Linked DNA regions of Mus musculus: region 1 is linked to region 2. The links are chromatin contacts, found by Hi-C in ENCODE. All regions are on one chromosome and are shown on one strand. The core of a region is the stretch at or near the end of the contact, and the rest is flanking DNA. Distances in the headings are between cores, read along the strand shown.

Region 1 (6,551 bases), core at 605-3,104, 220 kb after region 2:
AACTTATTAAGAGCCATCTACTCTGGCCTTCATCCTGGTTCTCTGGGACAGTTGCAATTCCCAAGGCACCACAAATAAACCACCTCGCCTCTGGCAACTTCCTCCAGTGAGCAGGTCTGGAAGGGAGTTCTTTAAGCCTAAGCAAAGACTAGATTAAACATAACAGGATGCTCAGAGGCACATCTCCTTGCCTTTGCATACAATCAACCTTAGCCTTTATTAAAAGGCAATTCCACCTCAAAAGACTTTCAAACATATTTTCACTTCAGTATTCACAATAAGCCAAAAGGTGGCAATAATCTAAATTCATTCATCCAGAGAGGACTGGTTAAACAATACACAATGGGTCATCGCTCAGCCTTAATAAACAGTGGAGTCGACAATGGGATGAGTTTTGAGAAAGCTAAGCAAAAGAACCCAGTCCAAAAAAAAAGGGGGGGGGGACAAGCTGTGTGGAAGTGTTGGCACAAGCCTTTAATCCCAGCACTCGGGAGGCAGAGGCAGGTAGACTCTGAGTTCGAAGCCAGCCTGGTCTACAGTGAGTTCCAGGGCTACACAGGGAAACCCTGTGTCTTAAAAAAGAAGGAGGAGGAGGAGGAGAAGTCATTGCACCATCCATTCTATTTATATTATTATCTAAAAGCCATGGAAACAGAGTAGTATGGTGGCTGTCCTGGGCCGGGGAAGAGAGTCAACCACCGTGCCTGGAGTTTCGGTTTTGCAAGGTGAAATGTTCTAGAGATCTAGAATGCACAGAATCAGTGTCACTTTAGCATACACTAAGCAGTTGCTAAAAAATATTGGGGTGAAAAAAACCACTGATTTGTGTGCATGGGGGAGGGGTGTTATGTCACAGTGCAGATGTGGAGGTCAAAGGGCAACCCCCACGAATCCATCCTCAGGCTTAATGACAAGCGTCTTGATTTGCTGAGCCCTCTCACTGGCCCTGTATCCTGGTTTCTGCCACATGAGAAGGGGGTACCTTGAGAAGTAAGGGAGCCACTTGAACTGGGTTCAGGAAGTCTGGGTTGCATGCAGGAACACTCCCAAAGCCTGAAGGAGTGAGCATCACCACTGACAAAAGGTAACAGTCGGCGCATGCGCAGGACCCTCTCCAGGCGCTGCTTCCAATGCTTAAGGCCCGTTACTCTGCTCTTCTGCGTGCAAGGCAGGTCACACACAGCTCAAACCTCTTAAGTACTGGCTTTACTGACAGAAAATGGCGTTTCTTATAATATCATCTCAAAACATCAGACGAGTTAAATAGAACAGTGTACCCCCAAACTCTGAGACAACATTCTAAAAAGAAAAAAAAGGAAGGCTAACTTATCTTTATGGGTAAATCGCATGCATATCACATGTGTGTCCACAAATTCCCTGGCACTGGAGTTACTGAAGGTTGTGAGTCTCCATGTGGGTGCTGGGAACCAAACCTGGGTCATCAGCAAAAGCAGGTGGTGCTCTTAAATACTGAGCCTCTGAACACTGAACAGTCTATATACAATGCAACACACACACACACACACACACACACACACACACACACACACCGGGATATTTTTATGATTAGACCCTTTTTATTTCTTCTGATCTCAGTTTTGAAGATTACTAAAAACAATTACAAGAGTTTTCTAACACTTCCATTTCTTCTCCATGGGAGTTAGCCATGTTTTTAATATTACTCAAGGCAGGAAAAAAAGGGACTGGCTTGATTTCCCCCCCCCTTTGGAACAAGTTCCTGCCAGATTCTGCACACTGCAGCTCTCCGGCGATGTGATGAGAACACATGCCCACCCACAGACACTAACTTTGCTCCTCACCCTCCCTGAGCAGCCTGTGACACATGCTGCTGTGCTCAGCGGATGGAATTCAAGAGCCCCAGTCAAGCAGCAGGGCCCAGGGGGCCAGAGCAATGGCAGGCAGGCAACCGAGGAAGCAAGTGTTTATAAATGAGGAGAGGAAGAGGGGAAGAAAGGGAGGGAGAGAAAAGGGGAGGAGGGAGAGGAGGACAAGAGCAGGGGGGTGGTAGGAAGCACAGAGAGGGGCAGAGAGAGTGTTTCCATTCTTTACAATTGCATGATTTACCTCTTGATTGGAATCTAAATACAGCATCTCACTGAGATTTCTCCCATAATGACCTCAGAAGACAGCAAGAACAGCCGAATCCCAGCACCACTCCCAGAAGGCATAGCGAGGAAGGGTCCACTTACAATCCAAGTCAAAAGCTTTCAAAAGAGAACTGAGGTGCCAGCCTCCTTCTGAAGTATTGGCTTTCTCTATGGTTCTCATGAGCCACAAGGAAATGGTACTTACAACTCAACTCATGTGCATGGCTCCCCTGGCTGCCCCACTTTCAACGCCAAGGCACTCTAGGTGTTAACGCACTGAACTGCCAGCAAGCTAATGCCCAGCAAAAGGAACAGTCCACAGTAGCTAGATAAGAGAGGGCACGTATCCGTTTATACTTCAGAGGGAGGCTTGTGGCTTAAGAAATTTACTCTATGCTTGTCTCTGGCTTCTCTGAGCTAAACAGAAAACCTACAATTTCCAAATAATGACAAAAATTCGTGTGTGCTCCAGACATTGGACAAGTGTGACACAGGCAATGCACGGGTAAAGCCTCTGGTGGGAGCCAGCCATGTTCTCAGCACACACTCTCATACATGTGAACAGCAGGAGCAGGCTGCAGACTCCAGAAACAGGACTCTCAAAAGCACGTGAGTATTTTTAAATGTTGGCAGCTGGTCTATAGTGATTTTAAATTAGCTTGTTTTTATGAAATAGTTACTGAATTCATATAGCTGTAATAGATCCTAAAAAGAGGAGTCTTCCAAACAGCTAAAAACTGGGAAGCTGTCTGTTCCACTAAGATACCATGGACACTATGGTCTCTTAGGATGAATGAACTCCATGACTGACACCTCCCAAGACACAGAGCGGAAAAGCACGTCTTTTGTCTACGGTTACGTCACTTGGCTGGGTTCAGAAAGCGTGGTTATCAAAACCACCATCAGCTGGATTTTGGAGTAGAGCATTCTTTCAGCAACCAAAGTTAAAAGAGGGCTGGGCCTGGGTCCAAGTGCATACACATGTGAGTGCCTAGCCCATGCCTCGCACATCAAAGGCCTCAAGTTCAATCAATATCCACTGACTACTTCTAAGCTGAAGAATAAGACCTTTAGTAGCAGTGGTAGAAGAGAAAGAACTCTAAAGACTATCTATGGTCACCCTGGGCTGACGGTTCACGGTGTTCATCATCAACGGTCACCCTGGGAGCAGCAGCCACAGCTCATGTACAAAGCTCCGAGATCTGGAAGAACTGGTCCTCACCTGGGCTAGTCCTAAGGAGACAAAGATCGGGAAAACAGGATATTTTCATAGAAAATACCAACCAATCAAGAGATTTAGCCTTGGTGGCCTGGAACTTGCTAGGTAGACCAGGCTGACCATGAATTCACAGAGATCTGCCTAACTCTGTCTTTTCTGGTTTTGTTTTGTTTGTTTGTTTGTTTGTTTGTTTTGGTTTTTCGAGACAGGGTTTCTCTGTATAGCCCTGGCTGTCCTGGAACTCACTTTGTAGACCAGGCTGGCCTCGAACTCAGAAATCCGCCTGCCTCTGCCTCCTGAGTGCCGGGATTAAAGGCGTGTACCACCACGCCCGGCTCTTTTTTTTTTTTTTTTAAGATTTATTTATTATGATTACACTGTAGCTGTCTTCAGACACACCAGAAGAGTGCATTGGATCCCACTGCAGATGGTTGTCAGCCACTATGTGGTTGCTGGGAATTGAACTCAGAGCCTCTGGAAGAGCAGCCAGTGCTCTTAACCACTGGGCCATCTCTCCAGCCCTGTTTTTATGTTTTCTAAGAGACAAGATCTTATACTGTAGTCCAGGCTGGCCTAGAATTTACAATAATCCTACTTCGGCTTCCTGAGTGCTGAAATTACAGGCATGAGCCATTATGCTTGATGAAGTTTTGACAAAGTGAACCACAAACTGAGTGTTTTTAACCAAAACTCTGGGGGAGCTCATATACATACATATATCCAAAACTATGTATTCTAGTCAAGTCAACATGCTCAAAGCTTTCCTGACCTTGAAACACAATCTTAATGAGAAGGAAAAAGGCTCTCATTTTGGATCTGAAATATTTTTAATATCAGCAAGTGCTGTTATTGAATGTGTACTATATATACATATATGCACATATGCACACAAAAATAAACGCTACAGATGTGGGCAGGGAATTCTTAGCCAGACCCCAACATACTCCAAACACTATTCTTCCTCATTATCATCCTTGACCAAAATTAGCAAGTTACGGCATAACAGGTGGCTTTCATTTATAGAATGTAAAATTAATGAAATTTAAAGGTGGTTTGTCTTGAAAAACAAGCTGGCCATTCTTTTTTTTTTTTTTTTTTAAAGAAAGAAAAGAAAAAAAAAGCACACTATAATCTACAAACAGAACATACTGAGCAAACTCCTTCCAAGTTTTCTAAATGTGCTGAAACCAATAAATGAAATAAATCTGTTTACCAGGAGTTTAAAATTCATACACCTGAAGAAAACCAAGGCTTTACTATAGGCTCTATGATAAATAAACAGGAACGAAGCCCGCCTTGCTCGCTAGCTTGGTAATTCCAGATCTGTAGATGTTCTCTCTAAGGGACCGCAGGATTTACACCACAGAGGGGACTGTGTAGTCAGTGTTTCATCTCAGGCAAATGTATGGGCAGCCAGCGGTAGTACAGGTCCTGACCCCAGGCGGAGAGCCCGTCCAGCAAGGCAGACATAGCACAGATATAAACTTAACTAGAGCATCTGTCCCGGACAAGAAGGATTTAAAAAGTGTCCTTTAAAAATATGAGGAGACGCTGAACAGTCTGTCAACACACATAGGAATGTTTAATATACTCAAATAAACAAGGCATGTGCCTCCACTAGCCAGGCATTGTTTAAATTTAGTGAGTGAAGAAAAGAGAGAAGGTTAGACAGGCAGCCACAGCCTCCCAATTATGTGGAATGATCCTTCAGGTCATGTGGAAGCTATAATTAAATGTTGCTATCAAGTCCCCACTCCCTTTTCTTCTACCTTGGAAAAGTTGATGCTCTGATTCAAGCAAATTGTGATCGGCAAAAAATAAACATATCAGCTGAGGAGGGGAATAAAGCTTTCTTGGATTAAGCCACACAAAGGGGGGGGGGGCTGGGTAGACGGTACGGATACTGAAAGATATTCATATTAGACTGTTGACACCAGATAACACCCTTAGCTACCCCCCTAGAAGGTCTGTTGTCCTTCTGTTTCCAAGCAGCATCCTTAAAACTTATTAATATAAAATAATGGGTTAAAGCCATTTTGATGTGAATCTCTAGGGAGATTCAGAGAGGGCGATGAGTGAAGAAAACCTATTCGATAGAAGATCAGTGGTTACCTGTCTTTGCATGTGGGTGAACACACAAACACACACACATACACACATACACACACACACACACACACCCCACACAGGTCCTGAGGATAATGTTTCTCCCAAAAGAATGTTACACGCAAACACTGGACAGGTTCAGCAGAGAGGAGAACAAGGAGAAACTACAACCCAAGCAAAGAGCCGGCACGTACCTGCCCGGAGATGCCATTTCCTCTACATTGTGGAGTCCAAGGGCTGCCCGTTAGCATCATCGCTACGATAAAGCTTCCGATAAAAATGGATCCTCTCAGGCTGACCTGCGAACCAGCTGGCTGCTGAGCAGTAGTTTCCCCCATATATGATTCAGTCTCCTTGACAAATATACTGCATTGTACCGGATGAGTCATCGGCGGGTTAGAGTCCGCAGTTTACAGGCCCGTTGTCATTACCCACCCACTTCCTGCTCCTCAGAAGTAGAAGCTGGGAGGCTGGCAGCTGACAGAGGCTGGGATTTTTCAATTAAAAAATTGTTTAAAAAATTCCTGTAAGTTACAATGATCAGTCATTGACAGACGTCCGAAATGCACAGGAAGCCGAGCTCACACACAACGAGCTGCGAGCTCACACACACAGCGTGCTGCGATTCCAGTCTGTAGACCCACAAGTGTGAGCCGATTGTTGCCCTGCCAAGCCACGGAACTTTGTTCAGATCTGTCTCTCTAAAGCGTCTGGTTGGGGCTTTGTTGATTCCTGTGTTGCTTTCATGTCCAATCCGGCCTGACCTCAAAATCACCATTCTCCTGCCTCAGCTTCCCTAATGCTGGTATTACAAGTGGATGTGACCATGTTCAGCTTGATTCTTGGGTTGTAGGATTACCAATTACAGGAATTATAAAAACCTATACATAAAAATGATTTTGGAGGTGGGCATAGTAACACACTCCTGTGGCCCTCTAGCCCTCAGGAAGCTGCTGACACAGGACAAGAGCGAGAGGCCTGGGTTACACAGTGAGACCTTTTCTCCAAAATAAATCAGTAATGACCACACAGGGAGCTGGGAATGCGCTCTGTTGGGAGAGTGCTTACAAAGCATGCCTAAGCCCCCAGTTCAGTTCTCCACACTGCAAAAACCCAGG
Region 2 (7,070 bases), core at 734-3,233:
TAATAAAAATACTTAAATACACACCTAACAAATATAGGAATCTCCTCAAATAGAACAGGAATTTCAAATAGAAATTAGAAACCTTCCTAATATAACAAATTCATCTTCTTTTTGGTTTCCACAAAAATCTAATTAGGACCCCCAATTCAACTTTGCTTAACTAAACTAATTTTGCCCTGGGAGAGGGGCTGCAAACACAGCACCTGTGTCTCCATGTGAACTGTTCCCAACTTTTTCAAGTACAGAAGCCTGGCCAAGCACATAGCTCTGTGGATACAGTGCCTATCTGAGTTCAATCCCTGAAGCCACAAAGGAAGAATAAGCTCCCAAAAGTTGTCCCCTGACCTCTGAAGCAAGCAAGGTGACACCTGTGCACCTGCAATCACAGGCATCACACACACAATAAAAAAAAGTATGTAAAATTCTACCAAGATACTAAGACCTCTGCTTAACACAAACGGAAAAACCATTTCAGTATTAAACCAGTCTTAGAAAACCTGAACTTAGAATGTCTTTTGCAAGAGTCATGTGACACGCACATGACAAGTCAGCCGAGCTGATGGTTGGACCTTTCATGGGGGCACACTTAGCGGTAACTGACCAAAGCAACAAATAAAGCCCAGCTTTTACGGCAATAGTGATTTCTCTTATTAAAAACCAACAAAAATCCCTCTCCCTTAAAGATTTCTGACACTAAAGTATAATAAAAATGGCATCTCTTAAAGTTATTTTCATATATGGAAACCATAGGAGAATTTTGGGTTCAAAGAGAGAGCCTAACAATGTCTATCCAAGAAAGGAGAAGCGCAGTTCCCATGAAAGGTGCCAGGTGTGTCACATCTGCTACAGTGACTTCTTGAGTAAGCAAGAAAAAGGAATGCATTAACTTTTCATGACACGTCATGGAACCTCATTTCCTATCTACAGGCATTCAAGCAGGTAATCTAAAACCTACATACAACTCTATCATCAAAGGCCCCATTAGTTTCTTTTCAAAACTGTCTGCAAACTTGTACTTTAACTTGGTGGTACCAGGAAGACATTTCTAGTTTATTTTTAGTTCAGTTTTGTTCTTCTTTTTCTTCTTCTTAACCTACTGGAGACAAAAGGTGACTGGGAGACTCATGTCTCCCCTAAACCAAAAATTTCACAAATGTCCAGGATTTTGTAAGGGTCACGTCTCACAAGTCTCACAGAACTCTCCCAGGAGACAAGCCCAAAAGAAAACTAAACATTATAAATAGCTCCTCACCATCTCCTCATCCCCCTCAAGCCCACGCAGTCCCAAGAAGCATCCATATTACCTAAAACCCAACAGGGAGAGAGCTCTAACAAGCTCGGGATTTACAAGTAAAGCCGACGCTGACAGCTCCGCAGAGCCGGCGCAGGGTCTGACAGTGCCCTCTAGCAGAGCTCTCCCACCTACCTCCCCTTAAAACCAAGTCCTCCTCCAGCCGTCACTGCCTCCAGAGACGCGCCCCTCCTGGCTACTGTCCGAGGCCCTCTCCCCAACGCCCAGCCGCGGCACCTAGCTCCCCGCCGGCTGCGGTCGGGACCCGGCCCGCAGGCCCGACCCCTCCCCGCTGCGCTGCGGCCCTCGGCCTTCAGACAATGGGGCCCTCAGGCTGCTCCGTCTCCTTCGCCCGGCCGACCTTCCCGGCGCTGCGCAGCGAACCTCCCGGCGGCCCTCACCCCCGGCCGGCCGCTCTCACCCCGGCCCGCCCCGGCTCTCCTGCACTCACTATTCGGGATTCATGCTGGACATGTCACTGCAGCTGCCGCCGCCGCCGCCGCCACCACCGCCCTTGCTGACGCAGCCGCCGCCCCAACTCTCCGCGCCACAGGTAATGGAAAGGGAGGAATGAGCTAAGCTGTTCCGGTAGAGCAAACGTCGACCCCACTCCGACCCTTAGAACACAATCAGCAGCCGCCGCCACTCAGTGATCGCTTCCACCCAAAATGGCCGCCGGCGAACCAGGAACTGGGGAAGCCTAGGCCAAGGGGCCTGGCGCGGCCCAGAGGGCGGCAGCGTCGCGGGGCACGCTGGGAAAGAGAGTCATGAGCACACCGCGCGCTGGGCAGCCCGACCGGGCCGAGGGCTGTCTGCACTCAGCTTCCCACTAGGCCCCGCGCCCTGAACGCATGCGCACTTTCGAGCTTGTAGCCCGCCCCGTCCCGATTCCCTCACCCCCACACCCCGCCCTTCCTGCTCCCCTCCCCGCTGGCCTGCTGGCTAGGACTTCGCTCGGACTCCCCCTAGCGGATTGGCTAAGGCCGACCGGGCTGTGTTGATGTCATCAGTGAGACGTGGCAGCAGGGCGAGTCGGTGCCCCATCGGGAGGGGAGGAGGAAGGAACTCGGCGGAGGGCGGTGCCGCAGCAGAGGGGGAGGGGGCTCCCAGGAAGCCTGGGACAGTGAGGAGGGGTGGAGACAGCTTGACGAGCTCTGCTCAGGCAAGACCACAGGGGCCATCACCATCAGGGTCTGAGGCTGCTCTAAGGACAGCAGGAAACTCAAGCGGCCTCTGTAGACCTTGCGCTTTCTCACTCACCCGACTCCTTCTCTAATTTTTTTTTTTTTTTTTTTACCGTTTTACTCTAGCAACTTGATGTTGCAATAGCTGCAAATGGACCCTGTTCTAGTCTCTCTTCTGCTCACACAGCCAGATTTCCCTGTCTGAAACTGCTCCTCCATCTCGACCTCCAACCTTTAACATTGTGCTGTTGAGACACAGGCTAAAGTCAGCCTTAACCAGTCTTCTCCTCCTACTTGAGGCCTAGACTTAAAAGTTGAATTGTTTTCCGGGATAGGGTTGGGTTGGGTTGGGTTGTTAAGTTTTGTTTTTGTTTTTTTTGAGGGGGGGGGGTTGCAGTTGCTTTTGCTGCTCTTTGTTTTTTATTAGTACTAATTCTGTGTCCGTCTGCACAACTGGGCAGTAATAAGTATTTTTTTTTAAGCCATGAAACTCTTCAGTACGGACTCCAGAACTAATATTAATACATTTTTTTAGACCTAATGGTGTCAACTTTAATCAGCTCAGGAATTTAAATCTCCGCTAAACTTTAACGCATTATCTTGCGTTATTTATTACAAAGGGCATAGTATAATACACTGACCAAAGTTTATCTTCCAACTTGTTCTAAGCAAGAATATTATCTCCTGGGGCCAACTGTAGATTTACTTTTAATTTCTGAATTTCTGTGACATCAAAATATGCAAAAGAGGCTGTTCTCATGACTAACCATATACTCAGAACATATTTACACATCCCTCTGGCGTTCCTCCGTGTGTCCTGACAGCCTCATCAGACCACACATACATAGTTTTGGGAGTTTTCTTGTTATTGTCTGGGTTTTGGTTTTTGGTTTTCTGAGGCAGAGTTTCTCTGTGTAGCCCTAGCTGTCCTGGAACTCCCTCTGTAGACCAGGCTGGCCTCGAACTCAGTGTTTCCCTGGCCTCTGCCTCCTGGGTTCTTTTCCATACTAACTTCTGAAATGACCCTAGATGGAGGTTTACAGCCCTGGACCCTAAAGCCCACCATACTTCCTCTTATCATTTCACAGAATAAAAACTCTGAAGTGTCCTAAACTCAATTTTTCAAGCAAAAATTTTGTTGTTATTGTTGTTTTGTTTTGTCTTAGGATTTATCATGTAAGCCAGACATAGCATGCCTTTGACCCCAGCCCTCAGGAGGCAGAGATGGGTGCTTCTCTGTGAGTTTGAAACCAGCCTGGTCTACATAGCAAGTTCCAGAACAGAGCTACATAGTGAACCTCTGTCCCAACACCCACCCCAAATCTGTCATTTAATTTTATGTATGAGTGTCTCTTGCCTGTGTGTGTATGTGTGTGTGTGGTGTGCCATGCATGTGCCTCTTGGCCTCAAAGCCCAGAATAGGGCATTTGATACTCTGAAACGTGAGTTATAGTTGGTTATGCTGGGTTCTGGGAACTGAAAACAGGTCCTCAGCAAGAACAAAAAGTGTCCTTACCAGAGAAGCCATCTCTCCAGCCCTAGCTGGGGTTTTATTACTGATATTTTAATATAGACTTAAACATAAAGATTAAGGAAGAAAGCAGACACTCAGAAAGAAAAACACTATGGAGTGCACTACCCCCATACATACAGATACTACCACCAAAACTCCATTTTTTAAATCTCTGTCTCTTTGGAGATAAATTTGCTCCACTTTCATTGACTATTTCATTTCCCAACAAATTATCTTCTAGTAACCTTTAACCTAGCTGACAAACAGAACAATGTGAAGTATATGTAACAGTTCTTCCTTGACACCCCAAAGCCTGACTGTACCTGTGTATGTGGAGGACAGAAAAATTCATATCTTAGTTACTGTGCTACAGTAAGAAAATAAATGAGCGGCTGTCGTGACTGTGGAGTAATGAGTGCCCGCTTCCTACACCCCTACTGCATCAAGGGTGTTATTGAGATTAAGATTCCTTCTCGGGCTGGTGAGATGGCTCAGTGGTTAAGAGCGCCGACTGCTCTTCCAAAGGTCCTGAGTTCAAATCCCAGCAACCACATGGTGGCTCACAACCATCCATAACAAAAATCTGATGCCCTCTTCTGGAGTGTCTGAAGACAGCTACAGTGTGCTTACATATAATAAATAAATATTTAAAAAAAAAAAAAAAAAAAGATTCCTTCTCATGGGCAGTACATGTCAAGGGACACATTCCAGGGCAGAGATGTGTAGGTGTTGGGGGGTACGTGTCAGAGCATACATGTGAGGACAGAGAACAAGTTCCAGGACTTGATTGTCTCAGCAAATGGATCCTGAGATTTAGCTCAGAATACCAGGCAACAAGCACCTCTACCTTCTGATCTCTCTGCAGCCCTTCTGGGTTTTCCCTTCTTTTTTCTCTTTTTTCTCCCTCATTCCCACTCTTTTTCAGATATACATGACACAGTACTTAGTAACTGTATGTGGACCTTGATCTGGGTTTTCGGGGAGCAGGGTGGGTTTGTTTTGCTATTTTGAGATAGGTTCTCATGGAATGGAACTCAGGCTGGCCTCAAATTCACTGTGTAGTTGAGGATGGCTTTGAACTCCCCTCAGCTCCCTGTTCTGTGATTCCAAGCACACCCTACCATGCCTGGCTGCACTTGAAATGTATGCTTAAATAATATTAAATTGAAGATTGCAGCTCTTTGTCTTTAAGGAGATTACAATTCAGTTAGAAAGTCCTGAGAATACAGGTGAGGCCCTTAGGGGAAAGTGCAAAAAGACACTTAAAGGGTGTGGCCTTTAGAGACTGCTAGGAATGAAGGATAGGAGGGATTCTCTGAAAAGAGACACAAAGGATGCATGCTTTTGATTTGATGGAAATAGCCTGTATCTTCATTGTAATGATGGCTAGTTATATAACTATACACACTTGTCAAAGCCCAGGTCACTTGGGTTTGAGTCCCAACATCGCCAAAAGAACTCACAGTCCTATACATTTAAAAAAATAAATAAATAAATTAGGACCAGCAAGATGGCTCATGGCACTTGGCATGAAAGCCTGGCAAACTGAGTTTGTTCCCCAAACCATCTAAACGTGGAAAGAGAGATTTGGCTCCTCAGAGTTGACCTCTGGCTGCCACAGGTGTGCTGTGATATATACATATGCACACACACACCACCACAACAATAACCACAACAAGATTTCATTAAAAACTAAAGTTGTAATTTACTTATATATAAATTGTATGCTACTGCATAGCACTACCCTCAGAGCAAACCAGCAGCCATCTCTATGCTTCAGCTATGCCTGTTTGCAAAAGGTCATCCCAACTGGACTTCTCCATTGTCTGACCTTCCTTCATGAATGGAAGGGGTGGAAGGGCCATGGGACTCCAGCCTAAGTGTCCAGTATCCAGACACTCTCCACCTACTTGTATGAAATTTTGCCCTAATTGCATGTTGCCTGGTGATCTCAGGGAGGGCCTAAAGTGTATGTGAAGACTAAGGTAGGGGGCTCCATCCATGTGGCTAGTGGGGAGTCACCATCCCTGCTAGGTAAAGACTTTGCAGTGCAGCTTTGTATCTACCTTCCTGTCAGTAACCACCCCTATGCTCAGTGTGTACGTCCAGTATAGGATTGAGCTCCTTGTCCTTGGGATCTTAGCAAGGGAGCGGGGTGGACATTTCCCAACAGGAGAAAATTCTTGTAATATAGCTCAGTTGTCAATTATAAATCAGGCATTTAGAAAATGGTAAGAACTACGTGAAGTTATAGAGGAAAATGGTTTTGGTATTTTCAGCTAGATCACTGGTATGAACAAGGTCAGAAGAAAGAAAAAAGAGTGAAATTTTGATCAGCAGAAATTGGAGAGAAGAAGCCACTTAACTTGGAACGTGCCCATTGAGTTAAAGATTACTAGTCCAAGTTCTTGAGGAGCTAAGATAAGAGATGCCTGGGCTTAGGTGAGGTCATGAGGAGCCCCTGCCTACTGCGAAGCTTAGACTAGTCAGCGACAAGCAGAGCAGCACTCAGAGGAGTGTGAGGTGCAGAGCTAACTGTGGAACTGTTAAAGAGACGCCTATGGTAAGAGCATGTCTGTCCAGTCCAGAGGAATCTACCAGGAACAGAGAGGAGGAAAGATTCCTAAAGGAGATGAAATCTGCCAGTTTGCAGGGAAGGGTAGAGCTAAAAATAACAAAAATATCCAGCTCACCTGCCAACAGGGTGCAAGGCCCCAGCAAAGTGAGAGAACAGAACGAAATGGAGTAGAGAAGGAAGGCTCTGTGCTGTGAGGACAGACCGAGCTGGCTGCTGTGGATTCCACACATGCACACATGCACACACGCACACCCTGGGTGCTAGAGATGAGACTCAATGGGAGAGAAAGCTCTTACTAGCTTGTGCAAGGCCCTGCTCAATGCCCCTCACATACCCCCCAGAGAAAGCCTGCCAAAATAGAAATCTGTCAAAGGGGAACAAAGCTAGACTTGGGCTTTGGAACTCACCTTCCAGGCAACATGAGGCAGGAAATGCTTTAAAGCTAAGCGATGGTCTTGGGAAAGACTGTGGAACTAGAGTTGGCCCATTTAACTGGGCCAAATG

Evidence for each region. A loop is a pair of places that touch in the nucleus more often than their neighbours do.
Region 1: a loop to region 2 is called in a map of gastrocnemius, with 2.6 times the contacts of the local background. The contact joins the enhancer-like site here to the promoter of Rab1a in region 2. A Hi-C loop is called at or near these places in 1 of 37 maps with a recorded cell type or tissue (gastrocnemius).

The regions. Positions count from the first base shown.
Region 1 is chr11:19,978,779-19,985,329 of GRCm38, reverse strand. The region is part of intron 1 of Spred2 (sprouty-related EVH1 domain containing 2); the gene reads right to left. Among named protein-coding and RNA genes, the nearest start is that of Gm39603, 55 kb to the left of the region's middle. Within about 2 kb of position 1,854, at least 3 of the 3 ENCODE cell types and tissues checked have a DNase peak (open chromatin) inside an H3K27ac peak, as active enhancers do; they include gastrocnemius, where a contact is called at or near this core.
Region 2 is chr11:20,196,325-20,203,394 of GRCm38, reverse strand. It overlaps Rab1a (RAB1A, member RAS oncogene family), which reads right to left and starts at 1,983. Exons shown (of 6, transcript NM_008996.4): 1 at 1,743-1,983. The coding sequence starts at 1,765.